2 separate regions of the Homo sapiens genome follow, and region 1 is linked to region 2. A link is a contact called in ENCODE Hi-C or POLR2A ChIA-PET data. All regions are on one chromosome and are shown on one strand. The core of a region is the stretch at or near the end of the contact, and the rest is flanking DNA. Distances in the headings are between cores, read along the strand shown.

Evidence for each region. A loop is a pair of places that touch in the nucleus more often than their neighbours do. ChIA-PET counts read pairs that join two places held with the same protein, here RNA polymerase II (POLR2A). Pooled maps may share reads with other maps.
Region 1: a loop to region 2 is called in a map of CD8-positive, alpha-beta T cell, with 4 times the contacts of the local background. The contact joins the promoter of ABHD6 here to the promoter of SLMAP in region 2. A Hi-C loop is called at or near these places in 3 of 168 maps with a recorded cell type or tissue (CD4-positive, alpha-beta T cell, CD8-positive, alpha-beta T cell and naive thymus-derived CD4-positive, alpha-beta T cell) and 7 of 50 pooled maps. POLR2A ChIA-PET finds 5 or more read pairs at or near these places in 1 of 52 experiments (activated T-cell).

What each region holds. Positions count from the first base shown.
Region 1 is chr3:58,235,497-58,239,423 of GRCh38, reverse strand. ABHD6 (abhydrolase domain containing 6, acylglycerol lipase) reads right to left here and starts at 1,632. Exons shown (of 10, transcript NM_001320126.2): 1 at 1,508-1,632. RefSeq lists silencers at 1,391-1,880, 1,891-2,060 and an enhancer at 1,282-2,221.
Region 2 is chr3:57,754,265-57,757,847 of GRCh38, reverse strand. SLMAP (sarcolemma associated protein) reads right to left here and starts at 1,539. Exons shown (of 25, transcript NM_001377540.1): 1 at 1,506-1,539; 2 at 1-1,300. The coding sequence starts at 196. RefSeq lists a silencer at 802-1,081 and enhancers at 629-1,530, 1,452-1,631, 1,662-1,941, 1,531-2,433.

The DNA.
Region 1 (3,927 bases), core at 383-2,882, 480 kb before region 2:
TCCAGTAATTCAAGGTAGTGGTCAACTACCACTCTTCATAATAACAGCTGCTGCTTTCTGAGTGCTTAAAACATGCTGGGCCCTGTGCATTATTTTATCTAAATATTGCCACTACCCTTTAAAGTGGGTACTATTACCAGAAGCTGAGAGGCCCTTGCTGGTCTGAGAAAAACAAATTAGTGCTAGAAACACAGGTGATTAATTTCTGTTATTTCTAATTTCCTATATTATAACAATGTTCTTGATAAGAATTTGTTGAAATTGGGTAAAAAGTCTAGTGGTTCGAGGTCGGGTTGGGGGGGCGGTTGGGGGAAGGGGGTGGTTCTGAGGCCAGACTCACTTCGTGTCTTGGGAAGGTACCACCTCTGGAAGCCTCATATTCCTGCTCTCAGGAATGGGCACAGCGGTGGTACCTACCTCAAGGGGCTGTTGGGGAAAGTATGGCAGGTAATTCTTTTAAGGGGCTTAGGACAGGGCCTGGCACACAAGATTTGCTTATTCTATGTCAGCTATTATTCATTATAAACTACTTTAAACTCTTAGCCAGGTGGAGCCACTAGGGATTTCTGAGCAGGCGGGAGCAGCGGGGAGGGGGGCGGCGAGATAAATGAGGGCCTCCAGGTCCCAGCTGGAGTAAGACCCCCACTTTATTTCCTCTTCCTAACCACCCAGCTCCTGGGGCATACAAAGGGCTCAAAATACATATTCTCTGCATGCACAGTATCTAGACCCTCTGGCATCCTCCTCTTCCCCCACTCCCCCATGCCTCACTCTGTCACCTGGCCTCGCTGTGGGCTCAGGGGCGCAAACCCTGCACGTGCACTGCCCTGCAGCCGGCGTTACACAATCCGCATTTCTAAGGCAGCCGTGAAACCTGTGTCGCTGTAGGCGGGGGACCGCAAGTTGCCGGCGGGTACCTGGCTGGACAGCATCCTGATTCAAGTGTTTCGACACGGAAGGGGCGCAAGGGCACGGGAGCCGGGGCAGGCTGGGGAAAGGGAAGCTGAAAGGCTGCTGGGGGAGGGGAGTAGCGGAGCGAGATCTTGGGGACGGCGCGGAGGCGGCGCGTGACACGGAGCAAGATGCTATCTGGGTGGGCGAGCTGCAGTCCTTCTCCAGGAAATGGGGGAAACAGGGCTGCAGGACCCCAAAATCCTCTCGGCACTGCGAGGGGCGCCTAAGGGCTGCTGCGGGCGCAGGGGGTGGGGAGGCGAAGTAGAAAGAGGGTGCAGGTCCCGACCCGTCCTCACTCTGTCCCCCGGCTTCAAGAGGCTGGCTGGACCCAGGAAATGGGGCGCCGGGTTTCGGGCATCTCAAACCTATCCAGGCAGCGGGAGGTGGGGGCAGCGCCCGCGCGGGGAGCGGAGTGGAAAGGCAAGTGCAGATCGCCGACTCTTTCCACTCGATGCGCCGCTGCAGGGAGACACTGGGGGAGAGGTCACGGGGCCATCAGGGCGCCCCATCCCCCTAGGAGCGCACCACCGCCCGCCCGCCCGCCTCCGCTCACCTGACCAGCCTCAACCGCCTGGGTCCCGCCGCCGGGCCCGGACCCCGGCCCTCGGTCTCTAGCCCCGGGCTGGGACCTGCCGCCGGGCTCCTACCCGCGCCGCTCCCAGCTCCGGCGCCCAGCCCAGCTGGACTCCTTAAAGGCGCAGCGTGCCGGTTCGCGTCCTCCGACAGAAAAGCCGCCCCGCCCCGACCCGGCGCCGCGCGCTGTCCCCCAGCGGCCGCGCTCTGTTTGGGGGCTCCGGGGCGCTTATCCCCAGTTCCTCCGCGCGCTGCCTCACAGCGTTAAACCCGGAGGGTACAGTTAGCGTCTCGCACAACCCAACGCCGGCAACTGTCTCCTAGCACCCGAAAGCCACGGCGAGAGCAGGATCGCCTACAGAGGTACCGGGGGCGGAGCCCGAGCGCCCGGTCCCGCCCCCGCCCCCGCCCCCGCCCCCGCCCCGCCCCGCCCCGGAACGCACACGGTGGCGGGGCGCGGGGAGGGCCTCTGAGCCCGCAGAGCCACACACAGTTCCACATCCCCGGCCCGAATTCTTCCCGGCACTGTTTCACTTACTGAGCACCTACTGTGTGCCTGGCGCGGCTGGGCATTAAACCCGCCAAAGTGACTCAGGCAGGATCTCTGGATCTCTGCCCCGAAGGGCATCAGAGAGAAAGGGACAGGCAGGGGTTCTCAGGCAGCAAAGCAACACTGCTTGACATCGGTTGTCTCACGTAATCCTATGAGGTAGGCACTGGGGTCGACTTCTTTTCTCAGAAGACACCGAGGCTCAGGGAGGTGAGGGGCTTGCCCTGGATAGTCCAGGAAATGGGAGAAATGGGGGCGCAGGAGCCCCCAAATCCTCTGGACACTGCGAGGGCTCCACCCCAAGGAACACCGTAGGCGCTCATGCTCCCGCCCTGGCTCTCGGGTGTTTGGAGACAGTTGCCGGCGTCGGGTTGTGCGGGACGTCAGACTGTAAGGACTGAACTGGGAATTCCAACCGAGGATCGTCTGACTCCAAAGCTATACGGGAGAAATGGGCACCTGGAAAGGCCTTCGGCCACCTCTGGTTAAACCCCTGCTATGGTCGTTTCTTTCTTTTAGGGACAGTTAAACCCCAGCTTGGCCTGGCTACTCTTCCGTGTTTTCCATGTCTCAGTTTAGCTGCCACTTCCTCCAGGAAGCCTTCAGTAAGACCCCTTTGGGCTCACACTGCACTGTGGGCTTCTTTCATCAAAACATGTATTCGTTCATTTAACAGATATTTACTACACCTGTTAGGGGCCTTAGTGGCACCCAGATCTTCCTGCTGCACTGAGTGCTTGGCCTGCCACTCCAGACGTCAAGGGGCCAGGGCTCAGCAAGACTCTCTTGGCCGTTTAAATCCCCCACAAAGGCAGCCTTTGGGCCTCAGCCTGCCAAGGCCTCCACGCTGGTGGAGCCTGGCTGAGTGGTGCAGGTCCTGGGTTTTAAGAATAGGACACAGTCAAGAAGTCCCGGAGAAGTGGCAAAGGGGCATCTCTGAAGCCACTAGTGATCCCCATGCCTGTAAACCCTGCTCTGCAGGGCAGCTGGAATTCATCCGGAGTTTGGGACAGTCCCCCTGGCTTGGGCTGGAGCATTTTCCTTTAAATTGTTGGCTGCCTTATCACTTAGACTTCAATGGCTGCATGTGATTCACTTCAGGGAATGGCCCCCGAGTTTCAGTGGCAATTTATTCACCAAACAGCGGGTTGCTCAGTCCCACCTCTCTGGCTTTATCTCTCCTTACGGCTGAAGCAGAACCTTTCCAAGCCAGCAGTCCACCAACATCCCCAGAGCAGGTCCACAGAGATAGCACAAAATGTGGGGATTAAATGTCCTTCAGTCACTACTGGCCACCTATTGGATTAGCATCTTGGACTCAGGAACATTCACCAAAACAGGAGTCCAGGGGGTGAATAAATAGACAATGAAATTGATGAATGACTTCCTGGAAGGCCCCAGCCTAGAAGCCATCAATACACCTGGTATAAAGTTTAAAACAATTGCTCCTTAGTCTTTTAATTTTCCCTCTCCAAAACCTTAAAAATGGGTAGTTCATCAGTTTGGTGGGTTTTTTATTTAACTCACAGCCTGTGACCCTGGGCGTCTCCAAGGGCCTGGAATTTCTATATCCCGAGGGTTTTTTTCCCTCAGAGTTTTATATTTAGAAACACCTTTTTGAGCCCCATGTGGGAGTCACATTCTGGGTGACTTATCTCCACTGGATGGCTGACAGGAGAGAAACCTTATTAGCTCCAGTTTTACAGTGAAGGAGGCAAGAGGAGATAAGGGAACTCACCTCCGGCCCCTCCCTGAGCCGGTGATACCCCTGAGTGCTGTCACTGAGGAATCCCACCTAGGTGGGAGACCAGGGAGCAGTCCCAGGGGCCTGGTACTTTCCAGATGGCACC
Region 2 (3,583 bases), core at 290-2,789:
TGCCCGTCTTGTGATCAAACCAGACGAGAGCGTGGTTCCTTGATAGCACTTTGCAATCAAAAGTGGCATTATTCTGCGCTGGTCGACAGCGGGCCACTGAGCGGCCGATTTTGATGGGCTCGTCCAGGTAGACATGACGCTCCTGAAACGGGTGCGAGTTCGGGCGGCAAGTGAAGATGGCCAAGGCTGACGGCATCGAGGATAGACTGGGGGTGTCTCTCCTACCAGGGACAAAGAGGAGTTCCTCCGGATCCGGACTGCCCTTCACAAGCCTATGCCCCTATCCCACCCAAAATTTTAAATTAACACAAACTGCACATTGTCTAAGCATAACCAGTGAACATCAACTCTTCACTTGGGTGGGAAGACAAGCCAGCGCAAGCCCCATCACCTCCTTTAAAACGCTGCAACGCCGTGATCACAAAAAGTCCCCAACTGGCAGCTTTCAGTCCATCTTCTTCTCTGGGAAGAAAAGGCTCAAACATCGGGCAGCTTCGGCCAAGAAAACTCCTGGAACACAGTTTGGGGACTGGAGGTATCCAAGCAGATGAGTCACACGCCAATTCTTGTGTTTGGTTTGAGATCGCGGCCGCTTTTCCCCCTTGGTGGCGGAAACGTTGCAGCACTGCAGCATGAATGAAGGGTCGGTTCGGCGCGGCCAGGAAAGTCCTTTTGGGCCGAAGGAAGGTGTGGCTGGGCACCTCTGGGCAGCCACCGCCAGTCCTCGCCCGGAGTGAAGGGGCGAGAGGTGACGGAGACGGAGGGGCTCTAGACGGCCGGCGGGACAGTCTGCATCGCCCCTGCTGAGCGGAGGCCGCCCCGGGAAGGGGGACGCGGTCCCCGGCCTGGCACGATCCGAGACGGCGGTGGCTGAGGTTCTCCGCGCGAGGCGTGGAGGCCGGCGGGGCGCGGGCAGTGGCCAAGTCGGGACTCCTGGGCACCTGGCGAGCGTCCCCGCGACCAGGGCGGGGACCCGGCTCCGCAGGCCGGTGCGGACCGAGCGAGGCGCGACACCGGGAGGCTCGAGTTCCCAGGCGGCAGGAAGTTGGTCCCCGGACGCCTAGGCTTCTGGGCCGCCGCTCAGCACATGGGCCGCCTCCCCTCAGGGTCGCCCCCGCGAGGGTCGCATCTCAGGGACGGCAGCCGCAGCTCCCGGCGGACGAGAAGGTGGGGGAGGGAGACTGGCCCGGAGGTTGGGGAGAGGCCTTGAGGCCCCGGGCTGGATCCGCCGCAGCCTCCACCGATCGCGGCCGATGGGGCAAGCTCAAGCTGCGCCCGACGAGGCAGGAAACTTTCCGACCTGGTGGGGAAAACATCAAAACAAACGGCCGTCAGGCGCCTCAGCCCGCCCGCCTCAGCCGTCGCCCCCTCCAGCCAGACCCCCGCCAGCCCACACCGCTAGGCACGACCTCCGCCGACCTCTCCGCAAGCAGGCTACGAGGATTTGGAGCCAGGACGCCACGACGGGTCCTACCTCCCTAGCCGCCACCACCGCCTCAGCTTACCTTGCCAGCGCCGGCCGCCATAGTGACTCTGACTGAAACCTACCCGGTGCACCGCCACGGGAACGCGCACCCTTCAAGGGCCCTCCTACCCCCTCTCCCGCGCCGTAGTCCAGGAATGTCACGTGAACGACGCCACGGAAGCCGTGTTGGTAGAGGGCAGAAAAAAGGGCAAGGTAATTTTTAACGGGCCTCCAGGCGCCATCTTAGTTAAGGGCTGGAAGCTTCAAACCTCGGGACAACCTTAACGACCATTTTGGTTAAGGGCAAGAACAATTTGCGCCGTAGAAGGTTTTTCAAACAAACAGTGCCACCTTCTTATTTTATCTACTTAGCAAGGGGGTGCCAACTTTTACTAAATTTTATTCTGTTTAATTCTCGATGAAAATACTAGCGAGCAAAAGAACAGACCCAGCCAAAGGAGATGGTCATTAGCAGCCATCTTAGCTGTGGGCAACACAGTCACCCGCAGCTACCTTAAGTGTGAGCCGCCAAACTCCCTGAAGTCTTAGGATTTGTGCACCTAACAGAAGGACCATTCTCCCCTCTGCTAAATTCGTTATGTTTTCTTCCCGGAAAAAAAAAATCTTAGTTCCCGCATTCCATTTCGAATGACAGTCTTTCTCACTGAACCTATTATGTGCCCCCAGGGCTCCTGCGCGGATTCTTCCACAGAAGGAGCGTCCAGAAAGTTTAAAATCATGTTTCTTCCAAAGAGAGATTGAATAATTTCCAAAGTGAAAAAAGAGGGTATTTCCCCCACTTACAATATCAAGATGAGGAGTCATTGGTCTAAAGAAGGAAGACTTTGCAAGGGCTAAATGAAAACTTTAAGAAAAAATAGTGAGAAGGAGACTTACTCATTTAGAATCAAAGGTGACTTCATTCTTCAGATTCCTGCAATAACAGGCTCCACCACTGTGTGACCTTAAGCAAGTTTCTAAACTTTTTCAAGCCTCTTTTTTCTCATGGATGACATGTTAATAATAGTTAATTCACTTGATGTGGTGAGACTTCAAAATGTTAATCCATGTTGTTCAATAAAGAGTAGCAATTAGGCCGGGCGCGGTGGCTCACGCCTGTAATCCCAGCACTTTGGGGGGGCCGAGGCAGGCGGATCACCTGAGGTCGGGAGTTTGAGACCAGCCTGACCAACATGGAGAAACCCCGTCTCTACTAAAAATACATAATTAGCCGGGCGTGGTGGCGCATGCCTGTAATCCCAGCTACTTGGGAGGCTGAGGCAGGAGAATCACTTGAACCCGGGAGGCGGAGGTTGCGGTGAGCCAAGATCGCGCCATTGCAGTCCAGCCTGGGCAACAAGAGTGAAACTGTCTCTCCAAAAAAAAAAAAAAAAAGAAAGAAAGAAAGAAAAAGTAGCAGTTATTCATCTCAATACTTATATAGACAGTTTGGCCGTGTCCTAGGTTTTTGCTGGGCCCTGGGGACACATAACTGAACCAAACTTCAATTCCTGCCTTCTGAGATCATAACGGTATTGTGGGTTAGAAATGAGGGTAGGGAGTGACAAACATGAAATTGATGTAATCAGGGCTAAGATAGAGGCAGGCACTAGCTGCCCAAGGGGTCAGGGATGGTCTGGGAGAAGTAACTGAACTGAATGAAGGAAGATAGGAAAACCACAATAAATATGGTATTCGCTGAATGGTTTCATGAATTTCCACAAACACGGATAGCAAGGAAAAGAAGGAGCCTACTTGAAACAGTGCACCAATGTGCCGGCACATAATAGTGGATAAATAAGTATTTGATGCATGAATGAAAATTACATACTGTTACTCATTATTAGAGGATAAAGTAGGCGGGACACAAAGTGAGTCTGGAAAGAATAGGCATTATATAATAAAGACGTTATATTCGTTTTTCAAGCTCTTCATCAATTCAACAAATATGTGTCAAGCTACCACTGTGTTCCAGGTATGCTATTCAAAATGAGGATATGTTGGAAAGCTTTCTTATGAGAGGATGAAAAGTTTTCACTTCTGATAACTTTTAGGCTGTTAAGGAATAAAATAAGATAGGACCCTCCACAGATCCCTAATGAGTTTTTTTTGCACGAA